Regions from separate parts of the Mus musculus genome. Here all the other regions are linked to region 5. The links are chromatin loops, found by intact Hi-C in ENCODE. Cell type or tissue: heart. All regions are shown on one strand. Region 1 has its middle 62 kb from the start of Gm31603. Region 2 has its middle 19 kb from the start of Gm51605. Region 3 overlaps Gm31718 (a long non-coding RNA gene). Region 4 has its middle 11 kb from the start of Gm39286. Region 5 has its middle 7.0 kb from the start of Gm31603. Region 6 overlaps Gm31718 (a long non-coding RNA gene). Region 7 holds the start of Irf2bp2 (interferon regulatory factor 2 binding protein 2).

Region 1 (4,000 bases), 69 kb after region 5:
CAAACAGCTTCTACCTCTCCCCTCTTTCCCTCTCAACTCTTCCCGCCCAGGGTCTGGCTCATGGACAGCTCTTCTATGAGATGCCTACCGGGGCTCTCTGGAGCCTCCCCTCAGTGTAAACTTCAGATAATAAAGAAGACAGGCTGTGCTATGCAGTTATGGGCAGCTGTCTGGAAAAATGCTCTGTTATGGTGGCGTTCCCTGGAATGTCCCGTCCCCTTTAGATCTTCGTCTTCTCCTCACATTGAAAGGCCACCCTCTGAGATAAGAATTGTAATGGCTGTCTACTGGGGGTCACAAAGCACCTCTACGATAATAGCAGAGGCAAAATGTCAGAACATGGCTTGGTGAGGCAGGCTTCATGTCCTGTGTGGAAGGACTTTTCCTACGCAAGTTAAGCAAGGAATTCAGCTGGGCCTTTTAATGAGAGGTGCAGCCTCAGTGTCAGGGACGAAAGTTGACAGGAAAACCCCATCAAATCACCCGTCTGCACAGTTCTCCCTCTGATCAAATCTCTGGGACTGGACAGACGCTTGACCTCTGGCCCTCTTCACAGGGTCAGATCTGGCTTTGCTTTTTCTCTTAGCTTCTCAGGAAAGGCAAATCCCTCAGGACCATCCCATCTGTCTGCCTGACAAACCTAACAGGAAACCAACCTTAAAGTGTAAGGGGGTGGGATGGGGAGGCTGGAGAGATGGCTCGGCGGTTAAGAGCACTGACTGTTCTTCCAGAGGTCCTGAGTTCAATTCCCAGCAACCACATGGTGGCTCACAACCATCTATAACGGGATCCAGTGGCCTCTTCTGGTGTGTCTGAGGACAGCTATAGTATACTCATATAAATAAATCAATCATTAAAAACAGAAAGTGTAAGAGTGGAGTTCTGCTGATTTGAAAGAAAGAAAGAAAGAAAGAAAGAAAGAAAGAAAGAAAGAAAGAAAGAAAGAAAGAAAGAAAGAGCGAGCAGCCCTGGGGTACAGAATGTGTACTTGTGCAGCCTTGCTGTGTGGGGCAGGGGGCCAGGGGAGAGCCTGGCCAAGGCTTCCCCCGTGACACACTCTCTTCCTCCTCCTGCCTCTGGCCCTTCTCCATCCATGGTTCTGCTGGAGAGAACATGGGGAGGCCCACGACATCAGAGCCTCTCCTAGAGACAACCAAAGAACAAGCTCAGACATCCAGCCCTGGAGTGTATTCTCAGGTCCTTCCCAGGGAAACGCTGGGAAGGCAAATGGGAGGCTACAGAGCTCCACAGGCTCAGACAGGTTGCGGCAAAGGCTTCTAAATGTGCCGTGCAAGATGCTGACGGACTCAAGTGATCTTTCTAGAAATAACCAGAGGAGTCTTTCCCTCAAAGAGTCAGCCCAGGATACACTTGGATGTGCCTGGACCAGCCGGGAGCTGGCGTCGTTCCTAAAGCAAAGAGGTTCCCCTGGGAGGCTGTCTGTGTTGTCAATCTGGGATCTTTCTGCTTGGAATGGCGACCAGCTCAGAGCTCTGTTCCCTCCCATCTAAGCTTATCCTAGCATCTGTGCTGCTTGGTGCCGAGTTGTCCTTTACTCTGTCTGCCCCAGTTGAAACAAAGTGTATTTCATTCAGATTTCCACATTCCACTACCCTCCCTGTGGTGGCAGACTCTGCCATGCTCTGGGGACCAAGCCTGTCAGGTCCCCTTGGCATAGGGACTGATGCACAGAGTGTGTCTCCTAGCTTGGCCTCCTGTGGCCTTGGCCCTTAGAAAGAATGACAGTCAGTAGGCATGCAGGCTAGGGAAAGATAGCGATGAAAATAGGGTAACAACCCCCCCCCTCCAGTAGTGGAGGGGGGTGGCCATGGTACGTGCTGTGCTCATAATACTCCCAGAGGAGCCTATCACCACCTCTTCCCTACCGGACCCCTATTTGGCTGAACACAGCGAACAACCCATTTTGGCTTGGCATGCCTCCTAAGAAGTACAGACTAGGCCTGGAATAAAAGCAGCATGGAACAGGCCCAGGGACTTCTGGGATACTTTCCTGCTTGCCAACTTTTCCCTCCTGACCTTGGGCCATGTCCCTCCTGGCAGCTCTACTTCGCTCCCTGCCAAGATGCAGCTGGAGAGAGACTATGGAGGCCGTTCTCAGTGCCACAGGGCCCCGCCGAGGGTGGCAGCCACTGTGTTTTTACAGAGAGGTTTGCAGGGTTACACCAAACACTTCGACCCCTTCTTAAGTCACCCTTCCTAAGTCACCAGCGGTGGGGCCAGGAGTCAGCCTGGCAGAACTTTCTAGATTCCGAAGAGGCCTTTCTGGGAACTTTGCTAAAACCCCGAGGGTCTGAAAGCCTGGCATCCAGATCTCTACTTCTAAGCAACCTCTGCCTTAGAAACCCACGGCCAACCATGTGCCTGGAGGCTTGCCTCTGGTCGAGACCTGTCATCTCCCAGGAGATGTTCCACTTTCTAAGCAGGTGAAAAATGCTCCTAATTAAAAACATTGCAATGTACTCTTTCTTCAGAGTCCCTCCTGGCTGCCGTTCCATGTGGGAACAAGAACACACTGGCCCTTGCAGGCCCTCGGTCCTGACAAAGGCTACTCAGCTCCGGCGTACCCTGAACTACCAGGGTTGGAGGTCTGATCTCCACTAGGTTGAGTCACAGCACTAAGCACAACCCTCCCAGTGTTGGCAGGGGAAGCCATGGTGCTAAGTTTGCGTTGGTGTCCAGAGGGTACGCAGACCCCTCCTCCTGCCCTCCTGTCTCCTCTTTCATGCTCCATGGGCCTGGCTCCCTGCAGCTTTCTCAGAACCACAGACACAGGGCCAGTGGAAAGCATGACAGTCTTCCCCATTTGGTGTTACGCACTCCACCATGCCTCAGGAAGAGATGGAGAACAGAGAAACAAGGTCTGGAAGTCAGCCCCACTCCCTCCCACAAGGTGCACAGGGAGGCCTGTCTGTCTCTAGTGACAGCAGCAGCAGCAGCCGGCCACCTCTCACAGCGAGGTGTCTTCCCCCTTCCTGCAGGCCCCACTGGGTAGGTTAACTGCCTTTTCTCTCTGCTCCCGGCTGCACATCTGGATAAAGGCGTGCCTCTACTTTGGTGTGTGTGTGTGTGTGTGTGTGTGTGTGTGTGTGTGTGTGTTTAACTTTCCTTCTCACTGCCATAGTAACCGCTGCATGTTTGGCAAAGGGACGGAGGAGGGAAAAAAAGCTAAGCCCTGGGAGGAAAAAGCTCTGAGCACAGGGCTGGCAGCCCGCCAGGGTAGTCACGCTGCCGCTGAGCTGAAATGAGGCCTCTGGCTGGCAGCCAAGTGACAGAGAACAAAGCTGTCAGTTCCTAATGTTGGCGGCAAAGCTTGCTTGGCACCCTTATATGGTTTCCCATAACTCCCTGCCTTGGCCACCGTCCATTCCCTTCAGGGCAGCAAACGGGGATTAGCACTGCTTCAAGTTGTTTTTCTCCCCTTCGCTCCAACTGCTCCGGTGACATCACCCTCTGCATTCAAGTGCCAGCAGGGTGGCTTCTTTCTGTCCCGCCCCTCCACCCCAGTCCTCCATGGCTCTCTCTCCCTTTCCCTCTTCCTCTCTCTCTCTCCCCCTACACACACACACACACACACACACACACACACACACACACACACTTCCTGTAGCCTCCCTCTTCCCTCCCTCCCTTTTTTTCCTTTAAATGTAGTGTTTTAGGTCATTCCTCTTGTCCGGGGCTTTTTTTTTTTTCCTACTAAATTAAAAACACCCAGGCACTTGTGCATTTAGCTGAATCAAGCCAGACGCTGTATTTTATTTTTATAACTGAATTCCTGTGAGATAAAAATCTCATTTTCCTTAGTAGGCTGTAATCAGCCCTTGCAGAGATGTTCCAACTGCCCCATCTCAAAGCTTCCTTAAGCAGCTCCACAGAGAGATGAACTTGGCTCTTTTTCAGGTTTAAAGGGGCCCCAAGGCCGGTCAAAGGCTGTTTGCGACACACTCACACACGCAGACTCATGAATGCTTCCCTTGTCGTG
Region 2 (4,000 bases), 220 kb after region 5:
CATCCTCTCTGCCCTCCTTCATCTTTCCTTCAAGAACCAGAAGTTGCAATTGCTGGTGATTTGACCAGACTGGTATAAGAGTGGAGCTGGGTGTCCTGGCAACAATGAAACCCCCTTCTCTTCCCAAACTGTCTCCCAGAGCTAGAGTTCACCAGAAACAATTAATAGGTGTGTACATTTGAAGAGAAGGGGAGGAGGAAGGGGAGGGGGGGGAGGAGGAGCAAGAGGAAGAAGAAGAAGAAGAAGAAGAAGAAGAAGAAGAAGAAGAAGAAGAAGAAGAAGAAGAAGAAGAAGCAGCAGCAGCTGCTGCTGCTGCCAGGGCCCCAGAAAGCACTTCTGGCCTGGTCTCTGTTTGTGCCATGGTCTGCCCCATTCTTGACTTGTATTAGACACACACTCTCTGTTTCCCTTCCTTCAGCTCCTTTGCCTTTGTTGTGCAACCGAAGGAAGACTGAAGTCAGGAGAATTGACAGTGTTCTACCCCCTGGGAGTCCTGAACTCAGGTCATCGGGCTTAGTAGCCAGTGCCTTTTGCTGGTCTGCCGTGTCTGACAGTTGCTTTTTAAAGTAGGCCAAGTAGAGGCTGAGAGATCACACAGTGGTTGAGAGCACTGGCTGATCTTCCAGAGGACCTGGGTTCGATTCCCAGCACCCACATGGCAGCTCACAACTGTCTTTGACTCCAGTTCCAGAGGATGTAACATCCTTATACAGACATACATGCAGGTAAGGCACCCGGGCACATAAAATAAAAATAAATAAAATTTTAAAATAGTTGAACAGTAACAAGCTCTCACAGACTAAGCTGCCCAAATGGGGCGTGTTGGTGTAACCCATCACTCAGGAGGGAGGGAGAGAGGGATGGGAGGATGAGGAGTTCCCCAAGGACAGCACCTGAACTTCTCCATGTTCACTGGTTAGAAGGTCATCCGTCAAGGCAATGTTTATTCCTGAAAATATGAGGCCTATGCAGCAGACCACTTAGGATAATTTTGCCCTTAAAAGAACCTGACAGATGTGCTCTATAAAAATGAAGATACTTTAAAGTTGGAAGAATTAAAGAGCGCTGGCTGGTTTTCTTTATTCAGTCTTTCCCTTATTTGACTTAGAAAGAACAAGTAGCCTTAAAAAGAAAAAAAAAAAAGATATTTAGATTCTCCTGCCCACATCTCTCTGCCACGTTAACCCCAGTCTCTCCCTTCTTCCCAACAGTGCTCATATAGGAACAAGAGGCCACACAAGTTCTAAACAGGTGCCATGTCAGTCTAGGGCTGTGTTGTTTCCAAGAAAAGCAAATAAGTCTTTTGAACAAGAGAGCCAGCTTGTCTCTCAGACTGATGCCTTAAAGCCTTCGGCTCCCTATGGCACCACGTCATCCAGACATTGTTGCTGGGTAGGAAACAACCCAGACTTTTGAGACAACCTTGATTCATCCACTTATCTTCCTGAATCAAGATAACTATTACAGTTTGAATGTGCAGGTCCCCTCTATCCCCATCCCACCATCCAGGTGCATGTGTTTGAACACTTGTTCTCCAGCTGGGGGCGCTGTTTAGGAAGTTGTAGACCCTTCTGGATGTGGGGCCTGGTAAGACCACAGGAGAGGGATTTCCAAGGATTACAGCTGGCCTATATTCCAAGGATTACAGCTGGGACCCCAGAAAGCATGGTGTTCCCTCAGATTGCCCTAGATCTAGAATGCATGTTTATTTTAATTTTTTTTAACTACTTTTTTATGTGTACCAGTGTGTCTGTGCTTATGAGTACAGGGCCCCTGGAGACCACAAGAGGGCGCCAGATCCCCTGGAGCTGGAGTTGCAGTGGTTTTGAGTTACCTGCCAGAGGTGCTCAGCACTGAACTCTGGTTCTCCTACTTCCAGATTCTCACTTTGATTTTTTGTGTTTGTGTTTGTTTTGTTTTCATATGGAACACACCACCCTTGAATTTTTTTGAGTCTGACTTATTTCTTTTAATATGATGATTTTTTTTTTTTTTTTTTTGGTTCCAGCGGTCTTCCTTGGGGTGGAGCCTCTTGGATCTCGTTAGAGAAACGAACCAAATCTAGGAATCCTTTCAGAATAAATGTGTATACACATGTCAATTTTTCTAGTAAATTCAGAGGTTTGCCCTTAAACATCTCCTAGGCGGAAAACAACACAACCCCAAAAGTTACCTGAAAGAAATGAGCTGAGGGCTGGGGAGACAGCTTAGCTGCAAGTAGAGGGGCCTGAGCCAGACACCAGAAATGATGCAAAAAACCTAGTGTGGCGGCAAGCAAAAGTGATCCCAGAGCAGGGGAAGCAGAGACAGAAGATTCCTGGGGCTCACTGGCCAGTCAGCCTAGTAGTGAGACCCAGGCCAGGGAGAGATCTTGCCTCAAAAACGCATAGCATTTGAGGTAGATAATAGCATTTGAGGAAAAATACCTGGGGTTGACTCTCACCTCCATATGCCTTCACATGTACATCAACACACACACACACACACACACACACACACACACACACACACACACGCATACACACGCACACACACACACGCACGCATACACACACACACACACACACGCACGCATACACACACACACACACACACACACACACATACACACACAGAGAACAAACAAAGAATGGGTTAACCTAGGAGTGGTGGCATATACCTGCAATCCAACACCTGGGAGGTTGAGGTAGAAAGGATGGTGTGAGTTTAAGGCCTGAATTACGCAGAAAGACCCTGTCTCAAAAAACAAAACAAAACAAACAAACAAACAAAAACCCACATAAGTAAGCAAACAAATAAATAAAGGAAAGAAGAAAAGGAAATGGGTGGGTAGAGGAGAGGGGTGGAGGAGGGAAAACAGAGCAGAGTGGGAGGGGTGTGCTGTAAACCTGGGCATGATCAATACTGTGCCTTCAAGGACTGGTATCCGGTCAGCTCTGGTCCTTCCCTTGTATTTTTAGCCTGGCTCTTTTGTCTCCATTACTGTTCGCCCCTCCCTCTCTTGCTGATTTAATTACCTGCCTCTAAAGGCCAGGGAACCAATTATATATCAGCTTCTGGCCTTTAAAGACAGCACAGGTTCCTCTGTCCTGGGATAACCTAGTAAGCTTTAAAAGCTAGTCTTTGTTTGTTTGTTTGTTTCTTGGCTTTCTGTCCCTTTACACCCTGCGGAAGACAACGCATCAACATCTGACCCGAGTCTGGGGGGAATGTTTCCAATTAACAATTCTCCTTTATTGATTGTAAACAAACAAACAAACCCGGAAATCGGCAGTCTCTAAGAAAAATGTTTTAGAATAGTGATCTTTTAGCGCAGGTTTCAGAGGCCTCAGCCCATTTAGTCAATAATGAAAAGGATCATTATCTTTGCATTCACAACTAATGTCCTCTGCTTTCTCCTGTCATTATTTGGCTCAGCTGGGAACAGTCTCCTTCTTATTCCCTAATAGGCTAAACAGTATTGAGAGCTGATATTTGTGAAATAGTGATGCCTTTTGTGGGTGACAGGCTTGCCTCTGGTCTGTGTTGAGGTAGAATTTAGGCTGACATGAGATTCCTTTCTTTTCCTTTGTAAACGTTATATATATATAGGCTGGAGAGATGGCTCAGCGGTTTAGAGCACTGACTGCTCATCCTTCCAGAGGTCCTGAGTTCAATTCCCAGCAACCACATGGTGTCTCACAAACATCTGTAATGGGATTTGATACCCTCTTCTGGTGTGTCTGAAGAGAGTGATGGTGTACTCACATACATAAAATAAATAATTCTTTTTTAAAAAATGTATATGTGTATAGAAGTTTTGTTTGCATGTATGTCTGTGTGCCGTATTCATGCCTGGTGCCCACAGAGGTCAGAAGAGGGGCGCAATACTCTGAGACTGGAATATGGATGATTGCAAACTACCATGTGGGTGCTGGGACTCGAACTCTGATCCTCCAGAAGTGTAGCCCGTCCTTGTAACCCGTGGACCCATCTCTCCAGCCTTGTACCCCCTTTAAAA
Region 3 (4,000 bases), 90 kb before region 5:
TATATGTATATATATATATATATACATATATATATATATAAAATGTATGTTTGTATGTGAGAGTATGTGTGTTTGTGAATGTGCGGTGTGTGTGTGTTTGTATGTGTATGTCTGTGTGTATGTAAATATATGTGGTGTATGTATGTATGTGTTTGTATGTGTATGTGTGCATGCTTGTGTGTGGTATATATTATGAGTATATGTGTGTGTGTATGAGTAGTATATATGTGTCTCTGTGTATGTATGTCTGAGTGTATGTTTGTGGTTGTGTGTATGCACGTATTTGTGTGTATGGATATGTGCATGTTTGTGTGTGATATATATATGTATGAGGGTGTGTGTGTGTGAGTGTGTATGTGTGTCTGCATGTGTTACTGAAGACTGATTAAACCCAGGACCCGGCACATGCCAGGTAGAATGTGCTCTATCATTAACCGATATCCCTGGCCCCTTTTGCTATTTATTTATCTATTTATTTTAAAAAATCTGAGACTCTTTATCTTGTAAAATGGAGTAAGGGGGAGAGTTATCCTCCTACCTCGGCTCTTCTGAAGTAGCTAGGGTGGCAGGTCTGTACTACCTGGCTTAACTTGGAGAACATTCACACCTCACGGGGAAGCAACTTGGAACTGGTTCCTGGGGAGGGGGTGCTGGGTTAAGGTTTCCTTTCTCTTCTGCTGACAGCACTTCCGCATTAAATTCAGTCATCAGCAAAAACAGAACAAACTGAGAATAAAGAGGCCGGAGGGCCCTTGTTGCACAGTAAGGGTGAGTCATGGAGGTATGAGCAGGGCCACTCACCTCCTGTGCCTAAGGCATAAGAAGAGAGGGAGAGGGTTACCTAGTAAGGCCACAGAAGTGGCATGGTGGGTCTGCCTTAGGAGCTTCAGATGAGAAACGCGTTGTCCCCCAGAGTTTAGAAGGCAGTAATAATCTGGGCTCAAGGCCAGGCTGCATTTTACACTTTAAACTGTCAAGCACTAGTAATTCCAAACAATGTTCGTGATAAAATCTCCCCGTCTGGGCAGCTGGCCTTTCTGCCCCTCTCAGGGCACTTGGATAAATGGGGGTAAAGGCACAGAGACCAAGTTGTTTTTGCACTAGAGGAGACAGGTACTCAAGGGATCTTGGGGTCAAAAAGTCCTGTGAGAAAGAGGAAGAGAGAGGGGAGTGGGCTCTCAAGTGGAGCCTACCTTGGGGCCTGGATCAGGTCCTCTTCAGAGGGAAATAGGTTAGCAGACCTGCAGCAGACAGCCCTGTAAACCAGGACTCACAGACCCCTGCATAGAAAGATGCCTTCCCCTTCCAAACACCCCCATCCTGTCTTCTTCTGCCTCTTCAGGAGCCATTCTCCTGAAGACTGGTGCTTATCTATGGGGACAGGTTTGTCTCATCCTTGAAATCAACTAGTGAGGTGAACAGACCTTTGTCCATTGAACAGATGAGAAAAACTGAGGCTCCAACAAGGGCCGGGGACTCTTTCTGCTTTCGAAGCAAAGGAGAAGGGTTGTGGATTCATTTAGCCCTAGAGTCTGCTGCCCCTAAACCTCAAAGGCCCTGGAGTTTCTGGGTGAAACCTACTGAGGAGGTAACAGGGGGTCTTTTCATCTGTTATTTTAAGGGGTGCACAGAGTCCCACCCCCCAGACTCAATAGACCAGCTTTATGTTATTCAGAACAACACAGACAAGTCATCTGTGAGAAGCCTTGAAGTGCACCATGGCAGACAGGCAGAGAGACCCTTTACAGACAATGCCTTTCTCAGAGTGGGGCTTTCCTGTGTGCTATAGAAGGCTCCCTGGTACAAAGTCTCTCTAAGGCAACAAGTAGACACGTGTCCCCTTTTGATTCCTGGTTCCTGCTAGAGGCTGGCCTAACCCTGAGGCCCACTCAATCAAGTGCTTCCTTGTTCCCAGGGAGTTATTTAGGTGTAGAAACATCCTCTCTTGAGGTTTATCTTTCTCATATACTTCTCTGGCCCCAAGCCTTGAGGAAACCCCAGGAATATGGGAGGGAGGTCCTTTACAGGGTCAGCCTTGCTCAAGGAGAACACGGAGTGAGAAAGGAACCTTGTTCTGACTCAGGAGAAGTCCCTTGTGTCCTCTAGGCTCCAGCCTGAGCTGCAGGGCTGTCCTGAAGGAATAGCTAGCCCCTGACCAAAGGCCTGCTGGGGCTGGCCAAGGGCCCAGGCCTAAGGAAAAAAAAAAGCAAGTGGGCTGGGAACACCTAGGGCCTCAGATGACCAACATGCCAGACAGTGGTGGGCTTTTCCCCCCTGCCTCTCTTAGAGTTTGGTTTCTTCCAGATTCCGGATTCCACAGATGTCTCCCTTGGAAAAAGGAAGCAGTGGTCTGACTGGGTTATTTATGTGTGTGGCCTCATACAGTATCTGCCTTTGTTCCACAGAGCAGCAGCCTAAAAAACCAGCTGGGAAGGGGCACTGTGTGTTCAGCGGCTTGCACAGGAAATTGGAAATCGGAGACCGCGGGGATCGACCCCCCTCCTCCTCTGACTCATGCTTAAACAAACCCAACACACCCCCGACCTTTGCTCCCTGCATCTGCAGCAGGCCCTACGCACCAACAGCTCCCTCGCCCACCTTTGCTGGCACAGGGTTCACTGGCTCACTGAAGGTCAGCACACAATCAACTTCCTGAGGGAGAGAATCCTTAGATGTAAGCCAAAGCTGCGACTGTTTTTTTTTTTTTCCCTTTCCCCTGAACAAAGTGAATTCTTAATGTTCACCTCCCCCCCCCCCCGAAATGTCTCCTCCATTATATTCATCAATGCAGAGATAGAACATTTGGCAAGATTATTTTAAGTAGCTCTCCAACCTGTGATCATAATTTAAAATCAAGGAATTTGCTGAGCAGCTGTAGTGAAGAACAAAGGGCCTGGGGGGAGGGGAAGCTGTGGCGGCTAAGGCCTGGGCTAGTACCAGAGCCAGCTGTAGAGGTGAACTGTGCACACAGTCTGTGGGGAATAGACCTTGCTGTCCTGTCTCACTGGAGTCTCATCTGCCTGACCTAACCTACTACACACAGCTCTTGGAAATACATAGCTGGTGAGGGGGGTGGGGATAGGGGTGGGTGTGGGGGTAGCCGTGGGGGCTAGAGCAATGGCTTCCCTGAGTAAAGTGCTTGCTGTGTAAAGAGGAGGCCCCCAGTACCCACATAAGAAGTTATGCGTGGTGGAGTGCAACCTGTAATCCCAGTGTGAGAGTAGGAAAGCAGGAGGACTTGGGGCCTCAATGACCAGCAAGTCTGGCTGTAGGAATTAGTTCTTTCCTACCTGTGCAGCCCAGGAATTAGACCCAGGTTGTCAGGATCCACATATCATTGGGCCGTTTTAAAAAATTTATTTACTTATGTTTTATTTTATGTATATGAGTACACAGTTGCTCTCTTTAGACACACCAGAAGAGGACATCAGATCCCATAACAGATGGTTATGAGCCACCGTGTGGTTGGTGGGAATTGAACTCAGCACCTCTGGAAGAGCAGCCAGTGCTCTTAACTACTGAGCCATCCTTCCAGCACTGCCATTTTCTTTTAAACTTATTTATTTTATGTATATGAATATACTGTAGCTGTCTTCAGACACACCAGAAGAGTGTATCGGATCCCATTACAGATGGTTGTGAGTCACCATGTAGTTGGTGAGAATTGAACTCAGGACCTCTGGAAGAGCAGTCAGTGCTCCTAACCGCTGGGCCACGTCTCCAGCCATTTTCAAGATCTTCACCTCATCTTTGGGTCTCCTGCTGCACCTGAAGCTCCTCCCTGATTGGCTACACTGGACGGCCCTCGGGATTGCAGGATTCACACCTCTATCCGTGCCAGGACTGGGGTTACTGATAGTTTAAGTGGCTACTGGGGATCAGAACTTGGGTCCTCATACTTGTTTGGCAAGCACTTTCTCCACTCTCACATCTCCCAGCTCATTGGTCACCCAGAGCTGCTGCCGGTCATCCATGAGGGGCACAGCAAAGAGCTCTGCTC
Region 4 (4,000 bases), 150 kb after region 5:
ATGCATTGTGCAGCGCACACAAGGGCCATGCTTTGGCTGAGCATCAAAGCGGCTGCGTCCTGTTGCATCTGCGCACAATCGCGGAGCCCGGGTTGCATCGGGCGGGGTCAGGCTGGGGCTCTTCCTTTTCCCCTTTTAACTTTGCGTGGCAGTTTGGGAGCAAGGAGTGTTTTAAAAAGAAGCCTCCGGTCCAGCCAACCCCAGTCGCTTTTACAGAAAGAAGTGAGTCAGGCCCACGAGGAACACATGGAATTGAACTCGCCTCGTGGAGGGGGCTTCCACTCCCTCTCATACATGACCGCAGATAGGCACGTGGAGGCTCCGGTGTGCCCACTGCGCGCGCGCCCTACCCTGTCCTACTCTGTTCCTGCTCCACGAGCCTCCACCACGTCCCACGCGCTCTCAGCTCCACTCTGTACCCCCACGCCCCGCCCCACTCCGCGGTCCTCGCCCCAATCCACGGACCGCTTCCCCACTAGGCAGTCCCCTCTCCGTCCCGTGCGTCCCGCCCCACTGCACGGGCGGCGCCCCGCGCCAGCTGCGGCGCTAAAATTAGCGTCCCGCGCGTGAGTTGGCGCCCGCAGGAATGCGCGCGCAGGCTGGAGCTGCGCGTGCTGCACCAAATAAAGTCAAAGGCTTGTCTGGCGAGGGGGGGGCGCTGGCGCCTGGGGCCCCGAGGGTCACACGCGGCTGCTTTAGTCGCCAGCGTGTGCTGGGGGAGGGGGGGAGGTTGGGGGAAGGAGGGGGATTTGTGAAGTTTACAGAAGCCTCCGGACAAAAGCTGCCCAAATGTCACTCCGTTTTTGGAAACCATCATTCCGGGGGTGAGGGTGGGGGTGGGGGGCGAGGGGGGTTAGGGCTGTAGCTATAATAAGCCAAATGTTTCATGCTGATGCTGTAAACATACGTGTCAAAAGGACGTCCGTGTGAGCAGAGAGCATACCCATGCTGGACCATGTTCAAAGTGCAATTGGGAAGCAATCCTCAGGACACAGTCCACGCGGGAGCTCCCAAGTCTGATCAGGCGCTCGATCAGCTGGCTGTCCAGTCGGGCATAAATAATGTAGAAACAATTTAAGGCCAGAGAGCGCGTTTAAGGTGCTACCCAGTTAACTTCACATTTTTCTGAATTATTCAGTTTAACGCTCTGCAGTACTGGGGTGGGGGTTGGGGGGAGAGAGAAACAAAAATAAGCTCCGTGTTATTTTATTTATTTATTTTTTTTTAATTCTCTGTCGAGTGTGGTGGCTAATGCCTGGAATCCCAGCACTGTGGAGGCAGAAGGGTCTTAAGTTCAAGACCAACCTGCCCTACATAGCGCATTCCTGTCTCAGAAGGAATACAGTGTGTGTGTGTGTGTGTGTTTGTGTGTGTGTGTGTGTGTGTGTGTGTGTGTGTGTGTGTGTGTGATGACATTTCTCTCTCAGCAGTCTTGGAGCAGATTGTGCCTATCCTGGGGAGATAGGGACCTCCCTCATTCAGGCCTTAGTGACAGCTTGCCATTGCTTCAACAGCGATTGCAGCACATGGATGGGACACTGAAGAGGTTTGTGTGTCTAGAATCCTACTCACAACCTGCCTGGAGACTTGGCTCGCACCTTGAGAGGCAATTGTGATGGAAATCAAAGGCACACTGAGCACACAAGGCTTCCTGGTTCAAACTTCTGAGAGAAAGTTCCTGTTCTTTCCCTGTGGCTGTGTGTCTACAGCCAGAGGCTGTTCTCATGGAGACACAAGAGAGTTCTGTGCTGAGACCTGAAGTTTTAAGTTCCATTAGGAACGCACCTCTCTGCCTATGCTTCACACAGCAGTTGCCACACACAGGGCTGGGGAATCTTCCTAGACTATGAGCATCTCATGGCATCATGTACACTTAGTTGTCTTAATGATTAAAACAACAAAACAACGAGTATTCACCCCATAGAGGAGCTAAGAATCAGGCAGTCTCTGTGACAGGGTTCTGATCTGAAAAGGCACTAGGTGTGTGGCAACAGGGTGCTTGCTGGGTTACACCAAATAAATATTTTCCGTTATTATGTGAACGTGGGTAACAAGGAGTCCCTCTGAAACACTGGAGAGCAGGGCGCCCCCTGCTGTGCTCACTCCTGGAGAGCAGGGTTCTACAGGGCACCTCCTGCTGGGGACCAAAGGCTGATTTTCATTGGGTATCAATACTCTACCCTGTGCAGGCTTTCTTATTTCATCAGTGACCTTAGAGAATAAATGGCGCCATTGGAAATAAAATAAAAATACGATCTGCAAATAGAAGAGGTGAATACTTTCTAAAAATAATCCGTTCAGAGGTATTCATGGACAGTCTCTTGAGCATATCATTAGGCCCACAAAGCAGCTTGACATTGACCCACCTGTGACTTTGGAAGCAAGGACTGCATTTGTGTGGTTGTGGGGGGTGGAGGATTTTAAATATATTTTCTAAAAGCATTAACAAAAAAAAATAAATGGAGGGGGCAGGAATTAAAGAACTCCTTCATTAGGTTAACTTCAATGGAGATGTTCTATGTGTAAAATTTCATTTTATTTTCTGATGAACCATATATCTGTGCCCTAGAGCCAGTGGATCCAAAAAAATAAAAATAAATAAATAATAAATAAAAAGTAAAAGCCATGGAAGCCATGAAGAGTTGGTCAACCACAACTTTGTAGCTTGAGAAGGAACTTAGTCAAGGGGTGAGCAGCAAACCAAGCCATCCAGTTAGCCCCAGGGGGTTTCTCTTGTGGTGTCTGCTGAGGTTGTGGACCATTGGGGTGAGGTTGGGACTCTCCAAGGCCCAGAGGAATCCCAGACATTGCAGTAGGAAAGAGATGGCACGTGTAAGAATGGTGACTGGAGAGAAAGCTTCCACCAGACCCCCACCTGCCCACTGTGATTCGTGTCTTCACTGATTGGTTTCCCTGGGTTTCCCTGTATGCATGTGCCTCCTGGTAAGGAACGGGGACTGGGAGGCGTGACTCAGTTGTTAAAGTGTTTGCCGTGAAAGTATGAAGACCCAGGTTTGGATCTCAAGAGTGCCCATGCAAAGAGCTGGGTACGCAGTGTAACCTCTGCAAAAAGGCTTGAAACTCTGTACTGAGAGGCAGGCTCATTGGCCAACCATCCTAGCTAATCATTGCACTTCATGTTCGGGGAGAGATCTTGACTCAAAAGTAATGTGGAGAGCAATAGAGGGCACAGAACATTGACCTTTTGATTCCACACACATAGACAGGGACAAGTGAACTTTCGTATACATATGCACACATATACCTATGCACACATATGCACACATATACATACGCACACACATATACTTATGCACACATATACCTATACACACATATACATATACACACATATACATATGCACACATATATGCGTACCCATGTTTTACACACACACACACACAAAGAATATGGGCTAGGGTCTGATGGCTTAAACTTAAATGGTACCTCCCTCTCTAAACTTTTGTGTTTAGTCTTCTGAGAAACTGGTTAGGGATGGGATGGCTTACCTCTTGGTCTTATAGAGGGATTAACAGACAAAGTTAAGTAGTACACATTCCATGATGCTTAACGCTTAGTGACTTGAGATATGTCCCTTATGACTAGATCAGGTAGGTGCAAAGAGAAAGTGTCTTCGGTTTGTTTGCAGAAATGACTGCTACCCTGCTACCTATCTGGCTGCCTTCCCATCCTGGTTTCACTCCTTTCTGCCCACATTTCTCTCTGGTTGTTTCATCCAGTATCAAGTGTTCGAACCATATTTGCATACAGACTTCCTACAAAACATCTCTAGATTCAACTTCCCCTTTAGGTACCAGCCAGGCTGTGCCAAGCGGCTTGCTCACCAAATTCAGTGAGCTGTCCAGTTGGTTTTTTTTAAACCCATTGTGCTAGATAGATCCAAAATCAAGCTCCTGTTCTCATGCCTGTCTCATTACCTCTGTTTTCCCAATCTTCATGCAAGTCGAGGTCGCCTTCCCATTGCTTGGGCCATAAGCC
Region 5 (4,000 bases):
GGCCACTGTATGTCTCACCTCCAGGAATCTCATTTCTAGAATACTGGAGAGTTGCAGTTGGCAGCCTAGAGCCCTTTGGGGCATCACTAACAGTCCCCCTAGAGATCTACCCTCTTCTGCTTGGCAGTATCTTCTGCCATTGGGTCACCACAAGCAAGATTTTGAGCTTATGGTGGCCTCTGTCTGTTCTCATTCTCCTTCCCCGTGGACACTCTCCTGTCTCAGGCTTTTGATTTCTCACATCGGGATCTTGTCAATGTGCTCCTGTCTCAGTTCTCCATCTCCAGCCTGCTTCCTAAGCTGCAACAAGACAGTTGTTGCATCTGGGCCTGATGGTGCCCTCCCTAGCTACCTAGGAGGTTGAGGCAGGAGGTCTGAAACTTCAAGATGCACCTGGGCTATAGAGTGAGTTCAAGGTCACCTTGGATGACTTAGACCCTGGCAAAGCCCAAATCTGACCTCAGAGCCAGTTTCTGATACCACAGAGCTTTGCTGTGAACCACCTCAGCCATTCAGGGGTGCAGTAGTTCTCTTGGTTTTGAAATTCCTTGTTTCTGTTACATTTCAAGTGCCTATCACAAGCTTCTTCCTCTTCCCCAAAGACCCCCAGGAATGGGACCCAGCCTCCATGACCAGGAAGCTCTTCACATTGTTTTGCACACAGAATGTGCCCCATATGTGTAATGGTTTCAGTAAGGGTTTGTCTCTGACCTGCAGAGACTCTGTGGCAACCATGCTAGCAGAGAAACACCCTGGTGGAGTCTGGGGGCTGTCTATGACAGGCAGGAGTGTTGGTCCTGACTCTTGGACTTGCTGCAGGAAGCTGTTGGGTGCTGAGAAATTTCTCTAGGACAGAAATGAGAACCTGAAGGAGGGGTAGCTCTGGAGCCTGGCAGGAGACAGGGTGTGTACAGATACAGCGGAGTGGCCCCAAGGTGTCATCTGCTAGTAGTGGCTTCCTCTAGCCTGGGCTCCCCCTGCTCTCCAGAGGAACCAGAGAATAATACCTACAAGGGAATGAATGAGTCCTGGTCTTAGCTGTGGGAAATTAGAATGAAAAGGGCCACTAAAATCAGGTTTTCTTGCAATGTGCCATGCTTGCGATGCTGTTTTTCACAGTGTTTTTATACAATGTAATGGAACTAAGAGAAAGAAAGGAAAACAAACACAGTCATCAACAACATCAACACATACACCACACATACACATATACACACATGCACACAAATATACACAATGCACATACACATATACACAATGCACATACACATATATACACACATATACCACAATGCACATATACACACATGCACACACACACACACACACACACATGTACACACACATATACACAAACATACACACATACACACATACACACACACACACACACACACACACACACACACACACACACACACGAGCATATAAACACAAATGCATGTCCCCAGCTCTGAGCATGCATGAACTTTAAGGTCTCCCATCCAGCTTTCTGTGCACCTCCTTGCATGGTCAGGTTCCTCTGGCTGACCCCTCTAGCCTCCTAATTCCTCTCCCAGATCCACGGTTTTCCATCCTAATTTTTATGGTGTTTCCCAGGATTAATGGTTAACGTACTCATTTTTCCCCCAAGCTCTCCCTTATCAGCGACTGTTCCGAGTAAAGATTAACTATGCTTAACAGAAGCACATTAATTAATCATCTACAGACTTTGAGCAAATTATTCTTGGTCACCTCCTCCTAAAGGTCTCATCCATTTGCAGCTGACCTTCACCAACACCCGGGTCTAGAGACTCGGGGAAAAAGCCAACCTTAGGAGAACTGATGAGCCGAGGGAGGTCACGAAGTATTGACAGTGGGTGACGCTGCTGTTCTGTGCTTTTTAACTCAGCCACCGTTGTTCCAGGACCCTATAAAAGGACTGGGCTGTGCCTCTTTAAAAAAAAAAATGTTTTGCAAGCCAGGCCTAATCTACGGTACATTCTTTGTTGCTGGGAGACTCGGAGTGGCTGTACAAGCTGTTCTTTCTGGGAATCATAGTTCAAAGTGTCCCGACCCAAACACACATGTTGTCATTGTGCCTGTCCTTTGAGTGGGGCTGGGACATCCGACTTAGCAAACCTCTCCTGAGCAAGCAGGCCCAGCAGCCAGGATCCACAGCCAGCAGGGTGGCTCCAGGCTCCCACTGCAGGGAGGGGCCTCCTAAAATGAGGTGGAGGCTTCTGCCCAGGGAGCTGAAGGAGGAAGAGGAGGGGAGAGAGGAGGGGTGTTTCCATAAGGGTCTCTCCTGGCACGGGGCTGCAACAGTTGAGCCCAGGTTGTGCCCAGGTTGCAGATGGAGTGTGGCCAGCGCAGTCAAGTGTCCAGAGGAGCATTGTGGGAAAAGGCCTTCATCCACTCTGCACTGGAGTAGCTGCAGAGCCCCGTGAGGGGAAAGCCAGGCCTGGGTCCAAATTCCTGCTCTGTTTGGCTCGCTCTCCTTCCTCCTTGGAGAAGACCGGAGTGGAAGGGAGAGGTCGTTCAGAGGGGGACCAAGGCCTGGAGCCTGCCAGACTTATTAGGAAAGATGTTGTCGGGGTCTTGGCAAGCTTTCTCCATCGTCCCGCCCCAGCATGACTGGTTCCTGTCACCCTGGCTGACTCCAGCCAGCCCAAGTGCCTCGCTGCCCCACATTCAAACATTTCCACATTAGGCCACCACCGGCACGCCTCCCTGGCAGTGTGGGAGGCGCCTGCTGACCCGGGGTGGCCTCGCCTGCCCTGCCTCCCCTGCAGGTACAATTGCTCTTTTCTGGGTCAGCCTTGTGATCTGGTGTCCAGGCACTTGGCAGAATTTAGCAAATGTTCCTCAGGGCTCTGTTTCTTGGTTACACTATTCACACTGACACCCTTGGGACTGTGGGGGAAGGGGACCGCTGTCTCCATCTCCTGTCCTGCCCTGGTTAGAGAGCCGGGTTGCCCAATCTGCTCTCTCTTGGAGGAGGTGGGAGGCTTTACCTCCTTTGTGGATCTTTAGCCCCTTCCCTTCCCGTTGGCCTGACCTCTCTTTTGGACCCTGAGCTGGAGGAGAGGTTACTATTCATGACGTACAACCACATATGGGCTTGTGCAGCCAGACGTGGCAGCCTCGAGCCCACGTGACTCAGAGCAGTTGAATCACAGCCGCACCAAATGGAGCTGGACAACTGTGCCAGCCGCAGGGTGGATTTCGAAGAGTTCCTTTAGAAAAAAAAAAAAGTGAGCGGTCTCACCTGTTCAAGCAATAATATTCCAGAGGAAGTGTGTTCCAGTAAAATATGATCTAAAAATAAATTGCACCTGTGCGTTTTGACCTTTATAAACATGGCTACTAGAAAATGCCATCTATGTGATGGGTGTCATATTTCAGTCGGACAGCACTGCCTGACAACTGTCTCCACAGTAGTGTGGTTTCTTCCAGGCATGTGGCCTGCTGAGGGCTGGTTCTAACCCCACCCCACCCCATCCCCCAGGTCTCCCTGCTTGCTGGCAGCTATAGGCTTCTCTTCCCACTGGGCATGCTCCCTCCCTGCTTTCTCCGTGGCTTCTGGCTGCTCTTCAGAGCCCAGGGTTAGTGCCCCCATATAGGAAGCATCCTCATCCACACAACCACAAAAGGTTTTGTCCACTTGGCTGTCACCAGGATAGTCTGTTGTCGAGGGCAGTATCCAGAGTGGAGCATACAGGACTACATGTACGCTCACCACACATGGGTGAATGACCCACAGGCCAGAGCAAACCCAAATAGGACTAGAAGCTGGTCTTATTTATGTTTCCACTGTGGGAGGCAATAAATTATTAACCTGAGTCAGGATATTTTGGTTGCTGTAGGGAGCGCCTGCTTGGTACTACTTAAAAACAATCAGGGGTGGGATGGGGTGAGGTGGGGTGTTGAGATGGCTAGGGAGTAAAGCCATTTGCTGTCAAGGCCAATGAGCTGACTTTGGTCCCCAGAACTCCAAGGTCAAAGGATAGACTCACCT
Region 6 (4,000 bases), 69 kb before region 5:
AGGAACATGAGGGTCAATGTGTAAAAGATGAAAGTCATCCCTTGCCAGCGAACCTCACCGATTGCACAACTTCCTACAACCCAGCTTTGGAGCTGGCCCTTGAAGAGAATGTCCCAACCTAGTGGCAATGGATTCAGGAACTTGGGGAGATGATGACATTCGTTCAGAGGTTGTGGTCCTCTGAGCCAGGTCACTTCTCCTGGCTCTGCTGCCTGTCACAGCCTAATAATAGCCATGGGACACTTTGGAACTTTAGAGTGACTGTGTTTAGCCCTCACGTTGGTGTGGACTGTCATGACATGGAGGACAAATGACGAGGATCAGCCAGGCTGCTCCCTGTGAGCACCTGCCAGCTACTGCATGTACAGTCAACAGGGCTTTTGACTTAATCTTCACTGCAGCCTGAAGAGATAATGATTTGGTTAGATCTTGGCCAGAGGGAAAGTTGCTCTCTCTCTCTCTCTCTCTCTCTCTCTCTCTCTCTCTCTCTCTCTCTCTCTCTCTCTCTCTGTGTGTGTGTGTGTGTGTGTATTAGTGAAGTTTAATGGTGTAGCAGAGTCTGCTATAATCCTTGATTTGTGTTATCTTAGATTATTTCAGCATCCACAGGACGGGGAATAAGGCTGAATGTAGACCTCAGGGACCCATCTTGGCCTCTGTGGGTGCAGAGGTGACATATATGTGTACCTTAATAGCAGAGGGGAGTCACTAATCTGCCACAGATACATCTTGTCTCTAGAGGTTAAAGGGGACAGTTTCAGAATACCCACTATGACTCCTGCCTTGTCTCTTTGCTCTTCCAAGGTCATCCTGCCTTGGGTTGATGGTGTTAACTAGGCCCCAACATGTAAAGGGGCTCACACAAATCCATGGGTGAATGTCTCCTAAATGAGCTGCTCAGGGGACTATTTCTGAATACACTGAGGAATGGGGAGGGGGTCAGCGGTATCTCCCGGGATGACAGTAGCTCTGAACACACTGGAGAGGACCCTGGCTCTTTGTGAGCTGTGTGTGCATGGTCAGTCATAGAAAGTAGGGTGAAGGCTGAGCAGCAAATATGGAGAGGACCAAGAATTCATCATGCAGTAGGATGGGGGAACCTGGGTCTGTCCCTAGTGTAAGGAGACAAAAGAAAGGTTTCTCCCAGACAAGAGCAGTGGGAATCAAGTAGCAGACAGAGAAGGCACCCAGTAGGAAAGGCCCCAGAGCTCACTTGGCCATGATGTCATGGTAGAGAGCTGCCAGCCTGCAGATGAGGCACTTGCCACCTGTCAACCGGGTGATTGATGCCTGCCTGAAAGGGTGAGGGCATGGGTGACAGAACTCGCCCTTTGCCTTTTCACATGAGGTCCTAGGGTAAATATGTCTTGGGACAGGTAGAATGTGAGGAAAGAGACACTGAGCTGTTAAGTCACAGGTGTGGGCCTCGGGTCACAGAAAAGCAGGGAGCCTGATGGTCTGGCAGGCCTGAAGGCTACTGGAAACAGAGGGTGGGAACCGGGGTAGCCAGGGAGGAAATGCCCTCGTCTCACAGGTTTCTTGAGAAGGAAAGTCTGGGCTGTTCTGAAGGGGAACTTAGAGACCAGGGACCGGATGTGAGCAGGGGACCAGGAGGAGGGAGGAACAATGGCCATTCTTCCACCACAAGCTGAACTTCCCCGAAACAGGAAGGGCCTGCCAGGAGGGGAGGGTCAGGCTGAGGGACAGGAAGGAAGGGGCCTGAGGGAAAGCCAAAGGCCTGTGTACTGTGTTTGGAATTCACAGGCCCCTGTCTGCAGGTCCCCAAAACAGTCAGCAAACTCAGTTCACACTGTAGGGTGTGACTTTCCCAGGCTCTGCTGCCTTCCCCTCTCCCTCTCAGGGCCTCCTCAGGACCCTGATGTGAGGCCTTGCAGGGCTTCTCAGGGCCTGGTTCTTGCATGCTGAATGAGTGTTTGTTTTTCAGGTCCCTGACACCTACGGTCTTCACACATGGGGAGGAGGAGTTTCCAGAAAAAAAACAAAGGAAGGTGGCCAAAGTAACCAAGGCACACAGCCTCCTCCTCTTTCGAAAAGACGCCTATCTCCAAAACAATCTCGGCCGCCCATTAAACAACACTTGTTCGGGACAGAGGAAGGGCAGCATGCAGGATCGCTGGGCTTTCCAAAGAAAACACTCCCGGTTGTCCGGCAGGCAACAATGAACAAAAACCTGAATGGCATTCACACAAGAGGGTGGGGAGCCTGGGCCAGGCCCTCAGGGTCCTTGGGTGTCAGTACAGGGCTCCTAGGACAGGAGCCACCTCCAGCACACACAGGATCCTCACCCAACAGGGACACAATGAGCAGGTGCTCCTCTGGAAGCCACAGAGAGGCCTTTGCAAGGAATAGCATCGGCCAAGAGTGTGCTCCTGGACTTCTAATCTCAGATGATACGTGTTCCTCAACGTGTTGTTCAAGCTACCTAGCTTCAGAGGTATTGCTGTAGCTTTCTTAGTAGAACAGCATGTTATCCATCAGGTCTAAAAGATGAAAGGGTCAGGAATACCACACACTTTCCCACGTGGCCATTGACGAGTTGGTGTCAAGGAAACAGAGAGGAGAATGGTTGTTATTATGGGCTGGGGGAAGGAGAGGGTAGTTAACCAGGCTAGGGAACAGGTGGGAGAAGTCACTTCTAATGTTTTGTAGCATGCTACAGTCACTATGGTTGAAAACAATGCATCAGGAGATACATTGTTTTATAAAGGAGATACATTGTAGCTTAGAAAGGAGATACATTGTAGCTTAGAAAGGAGATACATTGTAGCTTAGAAAGGAGATACATTGTAGCTTAGAAAGGGGAAGGTTTTCAAGGGTTCTTGTACACAGAAATGATAAATGTTTTATGTGATATGTAGGCCAATTGCCCTGGTGTAATTTTTACACCATGTATACAGGTATGGCAACATGTTATGTCTCATTCATATATACAGCTAGTATTGTCAATTCAATAAATATTAAAATGGGGGGAGGAGTGAAGTCTCTGGGGCCAAAAAGCCCTTCCCTCAAGGCCACACTGAATATCCCGATTGCTCGCTGGTCCTTTAGGCTTCTTGTACCCATTTTTAGGGTTGCATACAGAAGCAAGGAGCCTGGGCTTTCCCCTGCTCCAGGTCTTCACCTAGGATCTCGTTGCTGCAGGTTAAAGCCAGGGTTAACCAGTCTAGAGCAGGAAAGGCCAAGTCACCATAAATGGGATCCCATTTGCCTGCAAATGAACCTGTGGATCCAATCAGATAAGCAGGGGCTGCAGAATGTTTGTGGCAAAGGGAAGTAGGAACGAACGTTCTGTGCGGTTCCTGGAAGGCACTGGGGTTTTTCGTGGGGGAAGTGACTGCTCTGTAGACAAGAGGCCAGATCATCAAGCTGCTTGTCACCTCAGTCTGAGGAACCTATAGGGCTCTGTCCCCACCCCCCTGCCCCCCACTTTGGGGATAACCAACCCTGGCCACTTCCCTACAGTGATTCACCTTCTTGAGGGCCCACAGGAGTCCACACCACCCCAAGCTGCACCGCCTCGCCTTCTTCTTCCAAACTCTTTTGCTTTTCCTTTTCTCCCCTGTATCTTTCTTGAGACAGTGTCTTGTGCAGCCTAGAGGGGCCTTGGACTGCTGATGCCTCTGACTTTACTCCCCGGTGCTGAGAATGTCTTGCTTCAGGTTTATAAAGTGAGGAGATCAAAGTCAGAGCTTTGTGTGTGCTAGCCAACCCCTCGAACAACTGAGACACATTTGCTGCCTTCTTTAATTTCTTTTTTTGAAAAAAAAAAAAAAGTATATCTCAGAGATGTCGCAAGAATAGCAAAGGGCATGCGCGTGTCTAATCTGTTGTGATGTATAAGGGACGTTGTCCTTCCTCTCTTCCGTGTGGATGTGACTTACAATTTTGACTGGATAGGGTGAGGCTAGGTGGGAACACCATAGGAGCCTGAGAGGCTTCAGAAAAGCATCTAGTAGGCCCATTGTCACATCTGGCCAGA
Region 7 (4,000 bases), 140 kb after region 5:
CTTCCTGCATGCCTGGGGCTCACCTCCGCTGCAGTGAGGCCTGGGGAGGAGAGTCACAGATCTGATGTTCATGTCCAATGTTGTGGTTATAGACTGAGATCTGTTTTGGCCCACAGACTTAAGCATTAGAATCCCTTCCCATCCCCCTACACAGATTTGTATTTAAAAGGAGAGATCTTTGGAATTAAAGTCAGGAAAACTGTTGCTCGTCTAGTCTCCACAGACCCCCTCCCTGTAGAGTATTTCCTTCAGTTCTTAAGACAAATCACAAGTTTCCCGTGTCCTGAATAAGCGCCAGCCTCAACCCACAGCATCTGCCTGCCTGTCCACTAAGGAATGCACACACAGATGCTGCAGCCAATCCTGTAACCTTGACTCTTGGACAGCCAAGCTCATCCTCACTCTCTTCTGGGAGGACCCGGAGCCTTAAGCAAGAGGGCAGTCTACGTGACTAAAACATACCAACTTCCTCTTTCATAAGTCGTCACATGGTGAGCTACAATTACAATTCCTGCCTTGTCTGTGCGAATTGCAGACGCATTGCCTCACCCTAGAAACCCCGCTCCTGTGTGTGGAGGAGGCAGGCTGTAACTCCAGCAGCAGCCGCTTTGGACAGGATCCAGCTCCAGTCTGCAGCGGGAGGGAGGGTAGTGGGTGGAAGACAGAAACAAAGCTATGTTTACTTAGCATACATCGATTAAAAAAAAAAAAAAAAAAAAAAAAAACCGGCTCCGGAGTTACATGAAAGGCCAGGCATCATGAAAGGCTGTTGATACAGTATAAGGGTTTGCTGCCCTGGATCCAGGACCTACCTTAACCCCCTGGAGCCGGGTTGCTTTTTATGAAGGACAGCCCAGATCTAAAATAGCCTTTCCATTTTCCAGCAGGCAGGCATCTGGAGGGGGTGGAGGGAGGCTCCCCCCCCCCGCCCCCCCTGCGCACAGCTCTAACAGCTCAGTTTCAACATGAAGCCAGTGTGAAATACAAAGGAAATGCCGGTCTTTTGGAGAAGCTCCACTTCGCATTTCTCAAGGCAGACATTGTATGTACCTCGGCAATTCTATTTTGGGTTGTAGTGGCGGCTTTCCCTGGAGAGGGCATTGTGGGCTGCTGGCAGGTGGACCGAGTACAATCAGGCCAGGCTTTCAAGGGAGGTTCTGCTTTGTTTTAATGTTTCTGTGTCTGCCTAGTGGGCCATCTCTCAGGGCACTGAGATGACTCTGCAGTCAGGGCAGCTTCATCTCCTCCACTCAGGTTCTGCACGGTCAAAATCACGTGCTCAGATGAGTGACACAGGGTCTTGGAAGAGAGTGACCAGACTGACAGGTCCTGGAGCAGGTGCCCAAACCAGCTGGCACCAGCTGCTTCTGGGAATGGATCCGGGTAGGCCCCATTCCAGGCTTGGAGAGGGTGAGGCAGGCTTGTGACTGGAAGGGGAGCTGGGGAGGCCCTTGACACAGATGTACCTTCTCTGGAAAGCCCCGAGAGAGACGTTCAAGGTTAGCCTGTGGACGCCCTTGGCATCTGGCGCTAAGCTTTCTGTGCCACCTCCAACAGGTTTATTCTTGTGCTCTAAACAGCTCTCTGGGCTGCTTCTCTGTGGGGCGTGTTTCCTCTTGTGGCTATTCTTTGAAGCAACCTGGCATTTTTCAATAGCAGCCACCGGAGAAAAAAAGGTCAGCAGATTTTTCCCCCCTCCCTTTCCACCTTCCAATCCAGTTGTAGGAAAGCTAATGTACTTAGTACCCTGCTCTTCCCACACTTAACCAGCCCATTCCAATCTTGGGGAGAGAGGTGGACCTGCGTTGTTCACCACAAAAGCAAAAGCGGCTCTTACTCAGAGTAGTAGGTCTCAAATCAGAGCCTGACTGACCGACCACTGACAGCACACACCAGTCCCTGCTCCCTACCAAAGTGTACAATTCGGTGTTCCGTCCACTCTGGGCAGCCCTCACTGCCCAGCGTGGAAGGGAACAACGAAGCGATGCTGCCAGGCGCGTCTGTGCCCACTGGGCTAAGCCGGATGGTACAACAGACAGCCAAGTCCACCCGCCAGCGCACGCCCTAGGCGCAAAGGGGACAGCGCGCGCCCAGAGTTGGCCACTCGAAGTTCGGCCCCGCGGAGGCGGTGGGGCAGGGCCTACTAGCCAGAGACCGGGGGCGGGTCCTGAGCCGTGACGCGGTGCGCTGCAGAGCCCAGATCCCTGGAATGTGCACTAGCTCGGCGCGGCCCCAGGGCCCGCGGCGCTGGGCACGTCTTATGTGGAGTTTGCGCAGTGGCAGCGTCCCTTGCCCACGTCACGCGCTCGCTGCACAGACCTACATAAGACGCTGGGCGGCGGCGCCTGAGGAGCCTCGGGCCTGTGCGTCCTCCTTTCAGTGCACGCGCAAAAGAGGCCGGGCCTGCCTGAGCACTAAGTTTTTGTAAAACTTAAAGGGGCAGCGGCAGTGTGTAGTTGCTTCCTCGACCAAAACAGGGCAGAGTGTTGATAGCGTGCGCGCGCCCAGCTGAAGCCAAGTGAGACGCTAACAAGGAAAAGTCCAAAGTGCGCCTCGCTATGCTCCAAATTCCATGCTCAGGAGGCTGCCAGTAACCAAGTGATAAAGTGGCATTGCATGTAAAATAAAACAGTTTGCACGATTTAATCGAAAGAACAGGGCCATGGGTTGGAGCATCCTGGCTGGGTAGGCGGGGTGACACGGGACTCTTGGGGACGCGAGCTGCACACCTGCGGCGCTAGGGCCGCGTGAACTGGTCTGCGCCTCAGTCCCGGCGCGCACGCGATCGAGAAACGGAAGAATCCAGGGTGGCGCGCGAGAGAGCGCAGAGGGAGGGAGGGAGGGAAGGAGGGCGGGCGCACGGGGCCGCGCGCGCCAGGGAGGGAGGGGGCCGCGCAGGCGCCGTGCAGAGCTGTCGAAGAATCAAGTCTGTAGAAGTGGAGCGGCCGCGGCGGTAGCAGCAGCAACAGCGGCGGCGCAGGAGCTGAGGCGCAGTGGGTGCTGTGCAGCGGCCGCGCCGGGGCCCGGGACCGAGCTGCACGCCGCCGCGCGCGGCATGCCCCGCCGCTCGGGCTGAGCTGCCCCGGCGGCTGCCCCGCGTCCCCCGTACCTCGCGCGGCTCTGCGCCCCGGGCGCCAGCGCGACCTGCTGCGCTCGCGGCCCGTCTTTGCCCCGGTCTGGAGGCCCCAGCCCGCGGCCCCGGCCGAGCCGCCGCCCCCGCGCGCGCCGCGCCGCCCCGCCGCCCGTGGGGACCTGCAGGCGCGCCCCGCCGCGCGCCCGCCGCCCCTCGTGCCCCGGGGGCGCCGCGCGGGCGCCGCGCCGGCCCGGGCTCTGCCGCCGCCGCCTCCTCGCCTGCGGCCGCCGCCGCCGCTAGTCGCGCAGACGCGGGCTTGGGCCGGCCGGCGCGCGCGCGCGGGATCCACGGGGGGCGGCGGCGTCCCCTCACCCGGCTCCTCCTGCGGCGCGGCGGGCTGTGCGGACATGGCCGCGGCGGTGGCGGTGGCGGCCGCCTCTCGGCGCCAGTCGTGCTATCTGTGTGACCTGCCCCGCATGCCCTGGGCCATGATCTGGGACTTCACGGAGCCCGTGTGCCGCGGCTGCGTCAACTACGAGGGAGCCGACCGCGTGGAGTTCGTCATCGAGACGGCCCGCCAGCTGAAGCGTGCTCACGGCTGCTTCCCGGAGGGCCGCTCCCCGACCGGTGCACAGCCCGCAGCCGCCAAGCCACCGCCACTGTCGGCCAAGGACCTACTGCTGCAGCCGCCGCCGCAGCTGGGCCACGCGGGCGCCGAGGCCGCGCGCGCTCAGGCTATGGAGCGCTACCCGCTGGCGCCGGATCGTGCCCCGCGCCTGGCCTCCGACTTCAGCACGCGTGCGGGTGCAGGCCTCCCACAGTCGGCCGCGCAGCAGTCCGCGCCGGCGAACGGCATCCTGGTGCCCAACGGGTTCTCCAAACTGGAGGAGCCGCCGGAGCTGAATCGCCAGAGCCCGAACCCTCGGC

What was found. Hi-C counts contacts between places; a loop is a spot of excess contacts. Peaks named below come from ENCODE experiments on the same cell type or tissue, not always from the same donor. Only the 100,000 strongest peaks of a DNase experiment are listed, where the experiment ranks them.
Region 1: a loop joins it to region 5, with 7 times the contacts of the local background. A loop is called at or near these places in 14 of 42 quality-filtered maps.
Region 2: a loop joins it to region 5, with 2.8 times the contacts of the local background. A loop is called at or near these places in 7 of 42 quality-filtered maps.
Region 3: a loop joins it to region 5, with 9 times the contacts of the local background. A loop is called at or near these places in 6 of 42 quality-filtered maps.
Region 4: a loop joins it to region 5, with 10 times the contacts of the local background. A loop is called at or near these places in 16 of 42 quality-filtered maps.
Region 6: it touches region 5 in a loop (10-fold over the local background); 7 of 42 quality-filtered maps call a loop at or near these places.
Region 7: it touches region 5 in a loop (10-fold over the local background); 16 of 42 quality-filtered maps call a loop at or near these places.

What each region holds. Positions count from the first base shown.
Region 1 is chr8:126,665,927-126,669,926 of GRCm38, reverse strand. No RefSeq gene overlaps it. Among named protein-coding and RNA genes, the nearest start is that of Gm31603, 62 kb to the left of the region's middle. RefSeq lists an enhancer at 2,171-4,000. In heart, no CTCF peak of the experiment used is centred here; DNase peaks (open chromatin) are centred at 1,086, 1,446, 1,946, 3,306 and 1 weaker place; H3K4me3 peaks cover 1,433 bases; H3K27ac peaks cover 3,772 bases.
Region 2 is chr8:126,517,549-126,521,548 of GRCm38, reverse strand. No RefSeq gene overlaps it. Among named protein-coding and RNA genes, the nearest start is that of Gm51605, 19 kb to the right of the region's middle. In heart, a CTCF peak has its summit at 1,763 (motif pointing right); no DNase peak of the experiment used is centred here; H3K27ac peaks cover 701 bases.
Region 3 is chr8:126,825,011-126,829,010 of GRCm38, reverse strand. Gm31718 (a long non-coding RNA gene) reads left to right here. Exons shown (of 8, transcript XR_879375.3): 5 at 2,406-2,674. Among named protein-coding and RNA genes, the nearest start is that of A630001O12Rik, 22 kb to the left of the region's middle. RefSeq lists an enhancer at 442-3,478. In heart, no CTCF peak of the experiment used is centred here; DNase peaks (open chromatin) are centred at 730, 1,890, 2,460 and 2,930; H3K4me3 peaks cover 607 bases; H3K27ac peaks cover 3,479 bases.
Region 4 is chr8:126,580,786-126,584,785 of GRCm38, reverse strand. No RefSeq gene overlaps it. Among named protein-coding and RNA genes, the nearest start is that of Gm39286, 11 kb to the right of the region's middle. In heart, a CTCF peak has its summit at 2,111 (motif pointing left); DNase peaks (open chromatin) are centred at 65, 485, 975, 2,085 and 2 weaker places; H3K4me3 peaks cover 1,239 bases; H3K27ac peaks cover 2,235 bases.
Region 5 is chr8:126,734,716-126,738,715 of GRCm38, reverse strand. No RefSeq gene overlaps it. Among named protein-coding and RNA genes, the nearest start is that of Gm31603, 7.0 kb to the right of the region's middle. In heart, CTCF peaks have their summits at 1,864 and 2,747; DNase peaks (open chromatin) are centred at 1,995, 2,635 and 3,575; H3K27ac peaks cover 3,390 bases.
Region 6 is chr8:126,803,659-126,807,658 of GRCm38, reverse strand. It overlaps Gm31718 (a long non-coding RNA gene), which reads left to right. Exons shown (of 8, transcript XR_879375.3): 8 at 1,946-2,952. Among named protein-coding and RNA genes, the nearest start is that of A630001O12Rik, 43 kb to the left of the region's middle. In heart, no CTCF peak of the experiment used is centred here; DNase peaks (open chromatin) are centred at 88, 1,668, 2,078, 3,318 and 1 weaker place; H3K27ac peaks cover 3,100 bases.
Region 7 is chr8:126,592,917-126,596,916 of GRCm38, reverse strand. It overlaps Irf2bp2 (interferon regulatory factor 2 binding protein 2), which reads left to right and starts at 2,931. Exons shown (of 2, transcript NM_001164598.2): 1 at 2,931-4,000. The coding sequence starts at 3,481. It overlaps Gm31546 (a long non-coding RNA gene), which reads left to right and starts at 749. Exons shown (of 2, transcript XR_388210.1): 1 at 749-1,042; 2 at 1,255-2,652. In heart, a CTCF peak has its summit at 2,340; DNase peaks (open chromatin) are centred at 596, 1,386, 2,246, 2,856 and 1 weaker place; H3K4me3 peaks cover 4,000 bases; H3K27ac peaks cover 4,000 bases.